2 separate regions of the Homo sapiens genome follow, and region 1 is linked to region 2. Evidence: chromatin contacts called from ENCODE Hi-C or POLR2A ChIA-PET data. All regions are on one chromosome and are shown on one strand. The core of a region is the stretch at or near the end of the contact, and the rest is flanking DNA. Distances in the headings are between cores, read along the strand shown.

Region 1 (5,933 bases), core at 2,587-5,086, 520 kb after region 2:
TTAAGGCCAGGAGTTCAAGACTAGCCTGTACGATGCTGTCTCTACAAAAAAATTTAAAAATTAGCCTCGCATGGTGGTGCACGCCTTTAGTCCTAGCTACTCAGGAGGCTGAGACAGGAGGATTGCTTGAGCCCAGGAGTTCAAGGCTGCAGTGTATTATCATGGCACCACTTTGCTCTAGCTGGGTAACAGAGTGATATATATTATATAAATATATATATATAATATAATATAATATAATCCTGATCATGTCCCTCCTTCCCAAAAATCTTCAGCCACATTGAGTACAAACTCTCAGGCAGGATTTGAGCTCAACCTCCTTTTTGAAGATCCTCCATTCCTCTGCCTCCTTCCTGGGTCTCAGGCCAGGGGTTTTCAAACCCGTCCACAGAGCTTGTGTTCACTGGGGGAGCAGGGAGCAGCTGAGCACCTGTGGGTAGACAAGGCATGAGGCTCTAGCACCTGCTCCCATCATAGCAGCTCTGATTTGATTTCACACATTTCAGGTAAGATTTCATTAAAAAAAAAAGGTTCTGTTGCTTAAAAACAAACATTTGAAATGAACTATCTTAGTCCAACAGGATGGCACATCTCAGTCAAGGACTCTCAAATCTGTTTGCTTCTCTTTTATTTACTTCAACTGATGTTTATTGATCACTTGCTATGTCCCAGGCACTGGGGATAAGACAGACTGCCCCTCCCTAGAAGGCTTACAGTTCAGAGGAGTGATGATGAATATTTGAATAAATTAAGGAACAATATCTTTCCCTTTCTTTCCCCTCACACGTCTTTTGTGGTTAATCTCAGATGCCATGGACTTTATAAATCTTTTGATCTGCCTTTCCTACTGACCAGAAGAACTCCCTTCTCCATATAAAATTTTGTGTGTGGAGGATGTTGGTTGTTTTTCCTGTTCATTTTCCATTCTCTCACCTTCTGGTGGTAGTGGTTGGAACATTCTTTGGGGAACAACCCTCCCCCACCTTCTCCCTCCCAGTTCACTGGGTTCTGGTTAGTCTCCAGGAGTGGGCAAGTGACCCCAAGCCTGGCCAGCTGGCACCTAGAACCTCCTTAGCCACAGCAATTGGTTCAGATCTGGCCACCGTCTGACTCCAATGATTGGTTTGGGATGGATGAATGATCACAAATGTCTCACAGCGAATCCCAGACGTGTAGGAGCCTCAGGAAACAGATGCTCTCTTTTCAGCTGAATTTAAGCCTGAAAAGATATAGACCCAGAATTTTGGGCAGCAATTTCGTTACACTGTGGAGAGTGAAGCCAACGTGGAGGAAAGTAGAGCCAAGTGATGGGAAGAGACTGGATATTCCTGACACTCAATGAGTGGGTTAAGCCACATCTAAAGCTTGACCCCTGGCTCATTTGTTTGTATTGGCTCAGTTCCAGGAGCCGATGCATTTCCCCTTTTGCTTTAGTACTTTTCAGTCAGCTTTTCCAAAAGAATGTTGAAATGATTTGCCATAGCAAAACATTTCTAATCTGGACTCTCTAAGAGCTCAAGACTGGTATGTCTCTGGGTCCAGCCAGCCTGCCATGTAGGAGTCTCACCCTTTCTCAAGTTCTGTGTTCTGAAGCCTTCAGGAGATCTGTTTATGTGTGATCAGCAAGTTAATCCTTTGCCATTTCCTTCTCTTCCACTGGGCTTTCCCCAGAGGGGGCAAGAAGGGAACCCTGTTTTTTGTTTGTTTGTTTGTTTGTTTGAGACAGAGTCTCGCTCTGTCGCCCAGGCTGGAGTGCAGTGGCACGATCTCGGCTCAGTGCAAGCTCCGCCTCCCAGGTTCAGGGCATTCTCCTGCCTCAGCCTCCTGAGTAGCTGGGACTACAGGCGCCCGCCACCATGCCCGGCTAATTTTTTTGTATATTTAGTAGAGACGGGTTTTCACCGTGTTAGCCAGGATGGTTTCGATCTCCTGACCTCGTGATCTGCCCCCCTTGGTCTCCCAAAGTGCTGGGATTACAGGCGTGAGCCACCGCGCCTAGCGGGAACCCTGTTTTTATGGAAGCAGGGAGTGGTAAGTCCAGCCGGGCAAGTCCAGCCATCCAGCAAAGCAGCTGATTATATCTATATCTATCTATATCTATATCTATATCTATATCTATATCTATATCTATATCTATATCTATATCTATATCTATCTATATCTATATCTATCTATAGATAGATAATATTGGCCAGGCGTGGGCCACGCCTGAAATCCCAGCACTTTGGGAGACCAAGGCGGGTGTATCGCCTGAGGTCAAGAGTTTGAGACCAGCCTTACCAACATGGTGTAACCCCATCTCTACTAAAAATACAAAAATTAGCCAGATATGGTGGCAGACGCCTGTAATCCCAGCTACTCCGGAGGCTGAGGCAGGAGAATCGATTGAACCCAGGAGGCAGAGGTTGCAGTGAGTCGAGATCATGCCATTGCACTCCAGCCTGGGTGACAGAGTGAGACTCTGTCTTAAAAAAAAAAAATTAAAATAAATAAATAAATAAATAAATAAAAATAAAAAATTATACATATTTGTAATGCTTTTTAAGAGATGGGGTCCCACTATGTTGCCCAGGCTGGACTTGAACTTTCGGGCTCAAGCAATCCTCCCACCTTAGCCTCCCGAGTAGCTGGGACTACAGGTGTGCACCACCATGCCAGGCCAATTTGTGTGTGTGTGTGCGTGTGTGTGTGTGTTTTGTTGAGACAGGGTTTCATGTTGCCCAGGCTGGTCTCCAACTCCTGAGCTCAAGAGCGATCAGTCCCCCTTGGCCTCCCAAAGTGCTAGGATTACAGGCTTGAGCCACTGCACCCAGCCATCTTTTTTTTAGACGTAGTTTCGCTCTTGTTTCCAAGGGTGGAGTGCAATGGTGGGGTCTCAGCTCACCACAACCTCTGCTTCCCGGGTTTAAGCGATTCTCCTGCCTCAGCCTCTCAAGTAGTTGGGATTACCGGCATGTGCCACCATGGCCGGCTAAATTTTGTATTTTTAGTAGAGATGGGGTTTCTCCATGTTGGTCAGGCTGGTCTCGAACTCCCAACCTCAGGTGATCCACCCTCCTAGGCCTCCCAAAGTGCTGCGATTACAGGCGTGAGCCACCGCGCGCAGCTGCTCTTTATGACTGCAAATATGGGGCACTTGCCTTGTGCCAGGCACTATGCTGGGCATTTTACCCTCATTCTTATAGGTAATCCTCATAGCAACTTGAGGAGTGGAGATAATTACAGTATTCCCACTGAACAAATGAGAAAACTGAAGCTCAGAAAGGCCAGTGACTGGACCAAGTTAATGATTGCACGGTTAGTTAGTGACAGAGCTGGGGTTTCACGACGTGTTTAAGCACCGCCCCATCAGTTGTGGCCACTAGGCTTAGGCGGATAGCCTCGCAGAGGAGCCTAGGTGGGGAGGGGGACGAAGAAGGAACATTTGGGACTGTGGGATGTTGAAATGGTCTCTTCGGAGGCTGCCGGGATTGAAACTGGGCAAGGTCCCAGGGCCCGAGTAGAGCCAGAGCGTGCTACGCGGCGATCCCTGAGCCACGGGGTTTTCAGCGCCCGGGAAGCCAGGCTTGCCAGGTTGGGGCGGCTGGCGGGGCAGGGCTTCTCGGTCCGTCCCAAGTCCAGGTAGGCGCTCGCGACCCGCGCGGGCAGGGAGAACGCGCTCCCACAGTGCTCGCGAGGTGCAGTGCGCCCCTGGGGGCTCCGGGGCCGTCGGGCCAGGTCGGCTTGGCGCCCAGGGACTGGCCGGACGGGCTGGGCCTTTGGCGGGGGTGGAAGAGGAGGTTGCCGCGCCCTGCCCGGCCCAGGTGTCGTCTCCGGGGGCGGGGTTTGGAGCCCCGCAGCGGGAGATTCCCGGCCGGACTGGCGGACGAGCGTCGAGAGACAGAAGCCGAGGAGAGGAGGCTAAGCCGGGCGGCGCGGGGAGCGCACTGAGCAGGCAAAGTCGCAGGGCCGCCAGCATGTTCTCCCGAAACCACCGGAGCCGGGTCACCGTGGCCAGGGGCTCCGCCCTGGAGATGGAGTTCAAACGCGGCCGCTTCCGACTCAGCCTCTTCAGCGACCTGCCCGAGGTGAGAGACTCGCGTCCCTGCCTTCCCCTTCCGCGGCTCCCGGGGGCAGCCCCAGCCACCTCGGCCTCCTTCCCTCGCCCGCGTGCACGCCGAGGGGCGGAGACGCACGGTCTGGGTACAAACCCGACGGAGTTGTTGACTTAAAAAGTAAGGTGTGGACGGTCTGCATTTTCATCGGATCCATGCTGCCCATTCCGCGGCCTGGTTAGGATTATCTGCCTGAGCCTGGAAAAAGCCCGGGTTGGTCTCAATTTGTAGGGCCCCAGCTCGACTCCTAAAATGTGCCTGAACCCCAAAATGTCTTGGGCATCCCCGGGCCAAGGGCGGTGGGCAGCTAGGCGGGCCCCAAGCGCTCGGACTCTTGGCCTGGGCTCCCGCTTGTTCCCCAGTCGCCAGCCCCATCCCACAACCTGTCGCAGCCATCTGGGCCAGCCTCTGTCATCAACCCCGACTTTAGGCCGGGGCCGCTCGCTTCCCCGAAGCCCAATTCAAAGGCTCCTCTATGCCCCTGCAGGGCTTTTAACTCCTTGGGGTTACTTCCCACACGCAAAATTTCCGCCTCCTTTTCTGGGGCCTAAGAGGAGTCCAGCCCCTAGGCTGAGCGTTTCCCCCGTCCGCCGTCCACGCGTTAACCTGTTGGATCCCCACCTGTAACGCCCTAAGGGCTAGGGCGGGGCTGAAGGTGTGTGGTTGAGCGGGGACTGAGAGGGCGAATAGCTACCCCGAAGACTCTTCTGTCCCCAAGGTCAGACTCACACTCGCCCAAGGAGAGCCCAGTTCCAAGCCTTCCCTTCCGGGTCTGGAAAGGGTTAAGTGAGGTGGGCCTTCCTTCCGCCCCCTCTACCTCCCGGCTGGGATTCCAGGCCTGGCTTCTGCCCTTTCCCTCCAGCCTGCCCAGAACAAAGAGGCTCTTTCACACCCTTGTCCCGGCGTCCCGGGCCTTCTCTGACTCAGAAGCTAGTGGACCTGGGGAGAGGGGGCCTTTGTCGCGTCCCCTTGCCCCCAAGCGACTGGGCCCGAGGAACCCGCGTGGGGCCAGCGTGGGGGAGTAAGGGGCGAGGCCCGGGACCAGGGGGAGGGGCCTGTGAGCTGGGGCCGCCCCTGGGATTAGCCCGGCCTTCGGGGACAGCTCGGAGGAGCTGGGGCGGAGCCGCAGGGCCTGGCGGCCGCCGAGTGAAGTGTGACTCCGTGGGCCTGGCGTGGAGGCGGGGGCGCTAGGCTGCAGCTGGCTCGGAATCGGGGCTGGTTTCCTGTCTGGAAGGGAAGGGGCCTGCAGAAGGGAGCGGGGACAGCAGCAGACAGGCACACCCCTGCCTTCCTCTCTCCCTCTCCTCCCTTCTCTGGAAAAGCGAGGTAATTGTGAGCCCAGGGTGGAGCGGGCTGGATGGGGGCCCTGAGTTGGAAGGGGTGGCCCTAGGGCTGGGCTGCTTTGCCAACTCACCCCTTTGTCCCATTCCCTGGGCTCACTCTCCCCTGAGGTCCTCACCTGTGTGGCTCTTTTTCCCAACTTTCTCAAACTAAGCTGGAACCCCTCTCGGGAAGCTCCAACCTCCTGCAAACCCCATGACTCTAGAACCTGCATGAGGCGTCGTTTCCCTGCCCCCTTCCAGTTGTGCCTGCCCCTCACTGCCCTCTCCGCACACAGATTCCCTGTCCACCAGGCCAGGGATGTGGGCGGGGGCTGGGGAGCGGCCAGAGTCGGAATGAAAGGGCCTTTTTCTTCCACAGCTGGGAGAACAGCTGCCACCAAAGCGAGACTGGACACTCTGTGCCTAGAGCCCCCTCTGCAGCTGGCCTTTCCTCCTGGGACCCCACTTATCCTCACTTCGCTTTCTTTTTCTTCCCTGCCTGGCTCCCGGCAGGGCC
Region 2 (5,744 bases), core at 3,115-5,614:
AAGGAACACGAACAAATGAGTTATGTGCAATCACACAGATGAATCTCATAAATGTGTTAACTTAAAACAGTTGTGTGACAGATGTTGGCCAACGAATGCATACGGTTTGGTTCCATTTGCAGAGAGTTCAACAAAACAAAACTAAACCTTAGTGTTCAGGGATGCATGCTTATATAGTAAGCTATAAAGAAAAGGAAGTAATTACCAAAAAAGTTAGGAAACAGTAATGTCGGGAAAGGGGATGAGAATAGGTATGATGAAGAATGAATATACGTGGGACTCTGGGGGCTGACAATACCCTATCTCTTGGCCAAGATGGTGGTTACGAGAGTGTTCATTTTATCATTTATTGACTTTACATTTACAGCACACACTTTACATACGTTGTATTTCATATGACTTAGAAAAAGAATATACATATACACATACAAACATATTTGCATAAAATATCCAGATTACAGAAGAAAACTAGTAACAGTTGTTTGCAGGGAGGGGACCTGAATGAGGAATTAAGGGACAGAGAGAAGGTAGAGAAAGACTGTTTACAGTCCTAGTTTTCAACTTCTACAATCAACCAGAGATAAAGCATGGAAGATTTAATTGTGATAAGATACAAATGTTATTAGCTTTGACAATGTCAAATTACTAGATAACACAAATTGATAGCTAGATGTGAACTAGAAAGGGAAAAGGGATACATGCACTAATAGTCATACTTTACAAACTGGGGAGTCAAGGAATACATTAAAAATTGGACACAACAACCAAAGACATCCTAGTATGTTATATAAACTGTAAAGGTAAAGAAACTAAAACTAGTGATACAACTACCAAAAATCAGAAAGACAGCAGGGGATTTATGGGGTTCTACAGGTTAGCCAAATCTTCATTTATCACAGCAGGAAGTCAATACATACCGTCTACAGCTGACAAACCAATGGGTAAGCATATTAGTTAGAAATAAACGTAACCACCAGAAAAGCTCAAAACACAAACAAAACAGTGGGTGGACGGCAGCTGTACTTCATTATAAGCCATTAGGTAACGATTTGATTTTCAAGTATGGATATGTATTATAAAAACGAAAAAAATGTATTTACTTAGACCATACACACCTAAGGACATAAGAACATTTATTTTACCCAGTAAAAAATAATATAATGCAGACTGAATCCACAGGGGCTATGATGGCTAACATTCAGATCTACCAATGTAGGACAGAGCAAAGGGATTCAATTACAGAGATAAATGAGGATGAAGGCAGAGGATGAAAATAAACACACCAATCATTCAATAAATGGCCATTTATTAAAAATCCAAGCTAAGCACTATGCTGTGATAGAGGCTAGAGTGGAAAACTACATAAGACCACCCCACTTCTATTCCTAGTACCCTCCAGTTTATTTTCCCCAGGGCAGCAATGTTGTGCACTTAAAATACAAATCTGATCATATCACTCATGTCTTTGAAAAGCTGGTAATTAAAAATGAAGAGGTAAAGTAGGCTCCAAACATTTTTGACTGCAGAACTTACAGAAAGTCTGTCACAAGGAGTGCCTGCCTTAGGTAGGACTAACAAAAGTTAATTTTAAGAAAAATGAGTAGGTGGAAAGAGAGGCTGAAGAAAAATCTGCAAATTAAAAGAATGCTCAATAGTCTAGACATAGAGTTGGCCATGGTAGTCTATCTATCTAATAAGACATTTAAAAAATATCTATCAAAAGGACCAGGGGCCTAGGTTGACAGGGAGATGCAGAACAAAGGAGTAAAAAAGAGTGGAATAAATCAAGATATTTCTAAAGGTAATAAGGCTTGAAGGAGGTAATGAGAACACCCTGGGAGAATAAGGATACATGGCTTTTGCTAAGCTATTCAATCAAAATACATGTGTCGCTCAACAACAAGGATACATCCTGAGAAATGCATCACATCTTCAGGCGATTTCACCACTGTGTGAACACCATAGAGGGTACTTACACAAAGCTAGATGGTATAGCCTACTACACACTTAGTCTACAGGGTATACCTATTGTTGTCAGGTTACAAACCTGAACAGCATGTTACTGTACTGAATACTGTAGGCAACTGTAACATGAGGATAAGTGTATTTAAACAAATCTAAACATAGAAAAGGTAATGTATTTCATTAGGATGTTATGACCACTACCTCACTGGGCAAAAGGAATTTTTCAGCTCCATTATAATCTGATGGGACCACCCTCATGTGAGCAGTCCATGGCTGACCAAAAAGTTATTACGCAGCACATGACTACATACGTGTAGTGAAGAGTAAGCTGATCAGACTGAAGAATTAAGTAGCAGAAATCGCTCTGAGGCTAGGTAGCTAAAATTAGGTATTTCAAATATTTTCTTTTTTAATGACAAAATTTAGTTAGTACACAAGTTAATCCATGACTCCTAAAAATACAGACAAGTACAAGTCTTATTGCAGCAAAATAATCACTTCACACAGATTGTTGAAGAAAAAAGAACAAGCGGTGACCCTTTAAATGTTAACAATTGTTTCTGATCTGTAACATGATGAGGGGGGGCAAGCCTGACATTTAGGGATGGCGATCAAAGTAGGAATCGAACTTTCGAATTCATCTAACTCCACTGGGATCTTTATATTCCCTCCTATTTCTTTATGGTTAGCAATTTTCAGGTAGAAATTTTAATTCCCCAAGGGAGAAAACTGAACCTCACTAGGTTTAGCAAGTTACTTTTTTCTATCCTAATAGCAAGTGCGGAGAATTATCCCTACACAAACAAGAAGCAGGCATCCGTTTTATGAGATTTTGAATTTCACATCAACATGCAAAAGACAGGCGGAAATGATTGCCCACTGAGAGGGAACTCACCTTCCAGAAAAGCAAATTCATCCACAGCTTCTATTGCATTATCTGAAACACAAGGAAAAGAGACACCTGACTAACTTCAGCCATGCTGACCTCAGTCAGAAAACAGCACAATCTGCAGTGAAGGGCATGAGGCTTTGGGCAAATGAGGGCATTTATAAGATGCGTCCCTTGCTGCCTTGAGATCCATATCTACTCTACCAGCAACTCTTATATATATTAGCTGTCTCCCTAGAAGAGTTAAGAAAAGCATAGGCAAATACCATTCAACGCGGGGGTTGGGGGCCTCCTAAATTACCCCTAAATTATTTATTCGCTTTGCTCTTAAAGTTGTCAGAGAAGAACGTGGCAATAGACGCAGGGCGCATGAGAATACGGTATACGAAATCTTACCCAGGTGAGGGTTCCCAGCCAGACAAGAGTCAGAAATCAAATCCCCAGTTGCTAGGTGAAAAAGAAATATCTTTTTCTGGTGCAATTTGGCAGAAGGTATGAAGGGATCCAGTCCGCTACGGCAACCCCAGACACCTTCACACACTGCCCCGCCACCCCAAGCAGACAGCCTCTACAGGTAGGGCTTCCTGGCACTGTGGCCAACAGAAACCATCCTGGGGAGAGACGCTGTGGCACCTCTCAGATCAGAGTGACGTCTTCTCAACCTGCACAAGGGGAAACCAGCCCAGCCCTCCCTTGTCTGTCCCCAGACACTGCAGTGCCACTCTACCCAAGTCTCTCCTCTGAAGGGTTTTCCTTTTTCCCTGCTGAGCGCAACAGTAGGCATCTTTTGCAATGGTCTCCACAAACAGTTCCTGTGAAGTAAAAAAGCAAAGTTTTAGTAATGGGTTCTAACACACTGAGGAGGTGAGGGCTCCGGTTTGTGGGTGGGGGCAGAAAGGGAGAAGAAAGGCTCGGGGCAAGAAAATGTTCTGGAAGCTAAGATTGTCCTGGACTTCATGAAGATCCATTCCGCTACCCTCTTCCCAGTATTCTCCCTCATTCACTAAAGACTCCTACAAGTTCTGTACGAGGCCCTGGAGATACAAATTAAAGTCACTCACTATCCAGGTCCTCAACAAGAGGGAGGAGTGTTAACAAAACTCGCACAGGTCCCCGGCCCCTTTCCTCCGCCTTCCGGGTCCACGCCCACATCTCAAAACCCGGGCCACGCCGCCCTAAGCCCCGCCCGCGGGAGGCCCCGAGGCCCCGCCCCACACTCCACCTCCCCCACTCCCGCATGCCCTCGCGCTGCAGGCGCACCGCGGCTCGTGCCAGAATGAAGATGGCTTCCTGTCCCGCTAGCGTCACGTCGGGATCTGCCTTCACCAAGGCCTTCACTCGCGCCAGAGGCAACCTCGAGAGACGAGCCCCAGGCACACTCGTTGGGGCCTGGGGCTGCGAGGCCGCTGCCTCCCCAGCAGGTCCCTCCTCCTCTCGGGGCGTCCCGCTTCCTGCCGCCGCCGCCGCCGCCATCCCGGCCTTGAGCGTGCTGCGCGCGGCCGCCGACTGTGCGCGCGCATGCGGCGCAGGCCCTTTCCCGCGCGGGCTGGAGGCCACACCCTGTGTAGGCGCGCGGCTCCGCCCCTACGCGGCAGTGCGCTGCCAGGAAACCGGGTGGGCGGGGGTCGGGCTCCGGCTCTTCCCACGCGCCTAGCCACCCGTGGGCTGTCGTGCACTTGGTTGACGCTACCGGCGACCCTCTGGCCCCGACGGGCCTGTGGAGCCCAGGCACCTCCCATTGGTGCCTGTGCCTGGCTGGTGAGGGGAGAAATCTAGACCAGGCTCGCAAGAGAGTCTCCGTCAAAACAGAGTGTGCATATTCCAAGGCTAACGAGGGCACGTGTCCGAGGGAGGCCCGGCCCTGGAGGGCCCAGCATCGTGGAAGAGGGTGCCAAGGAGGCAGCGAAATCTGGACCAAATTCAAGGATAACCAGTTATAGATGCTCTTGAAGGAGGGGTAGGGCTTTTGGCAGGCAGAAATGAAGAAATTCAGCCCAGCCAGAGGAAACAAGAAAAAGTCATGGAGGCTAGAAAAGATGAAATTGTGGTGGTGAGGCATCCACGTTTGTTCAAAAAGAGGTTGCATCACAGCTTTGGTTCTCAAATTTGACCTCAAGATCCCTTTACGGTCTTAAAGATTGTTAAAGAGCCCAGGGAGCTTTTGTTTCTGTCAGTTATATCAATACTTACTATATTAGAATTAAAGTTTTAAAATATTGATTTAAAATTACTAATGCGTTACCAGCTAACAAACAACATTTTTATGACAAGTAATTTTTTTTAAATCTAGTAAGAAAAGTCTCTAATGTCTGATTTCATGTGAGAACTGGATTCTCTAGCTGCTTCTGTTGCTAACGTTAGCACTTCTCAGGTAGCTCTTAAAAAACTACTACATCTTGAGAGAATGTGAATGAAAAAGGCAACCTCATAGTAGTATTAAGAAAATAATTTTGGCCTCATGGACTCCTGAAAAGGGTCTCCAGAAAATTCCCACCCCCATGAATCCCCACACCACACTTGGAGGTCTGATAGCGTAGAGGAACAGTTAATATTTAAAATAGGTTTAATCTAAGTCAATCATAATAATAGTGAACACCTTTAAACATTTACTATGTGCATGATTCAAAGTGTTTTAGATTTATGTAAATCATAACTTCTGTAATTTTCACAATACCCTATTGAGGTAAATATTATAACCTTCTTTTTCAAACCTTATTTGAAAAAATTGAGGTGCAGAGTGGTTACTGAGTCGCATACACAGGGCAGAATGTGGTGAAGCCAAGATGAAGCTGAATTAAACACATCTGAAATCACTCAGTTCCAAAATTATGTAGTAAACTCTGACTGGTGTAGGAGTGGAAAGGTGTGAAACCTTTCTTTACCCATTTTA

Evidence for each region. A loop is a pair of places that touch in the nucleus more often than their neighbours do. ChIA-PET counts read pairs that join two places held with the same protein, here RNA polymerase II (POLR2A). Pooled maps may share reads with other maps.
Region 1: a pooled map shows a loop between it and region 2 (4-fold over the local background). The contact joins the promoter of RTKN here to the promoter of POLE4 in region 2. A Hi-C loop is called at or near these places in 1 of 168 maps with a recorded cell type or tissue (CD8-positive, alpha-beta T cell), 1 of 37 single-sample maps with no recorded cell type and 11 of 50 pooled maps. POLR2A ChIA-PET finds 5 or more read pairs at or near these places in 1 of 52 experiments (PC-9).

What each region holds. Positions count from the first base shown.
Region 1 is chr2:74,439,840-74,445,772 of GRCh38, reverse strand. It overlaps RTKN (rhotekin), which reads left to right and starts at 3,836. Exons shown (of 12, transcript NM_001015055.2): 1 at 3,836-4,067. The coding sequence starts at 3,957. RefSeq lists silencers at 3,746-3,825, 4,136-4,195, 4,911-5,220 and an enhancer at 5,648-5,933.
Region 2 is chr2:74,957,263-74,963,006 of GRCh38, reverse strand. POLE4 (DNA polymerase epsilon 4, accessory subunit) reads right to left here and starts at 4,364. Exons shown (of 4, transcript NM_019896.4): 1 at 4,115-4,364; 2 at 3,582-3,666; 3 at 2,861-2,902. The coding sequence starts at 4,327. LOC105374809 (a long non-coding RNA gene) reads left to right here and starts at 4,128. Exons shown (of 5, transcript NR_187884.1): 1 at 4,128-4,275. RefSeq lists silencers at 3,916-4,155, 4,226-4,485 and enhancers at 3,777-4,277, 4,278-4,778.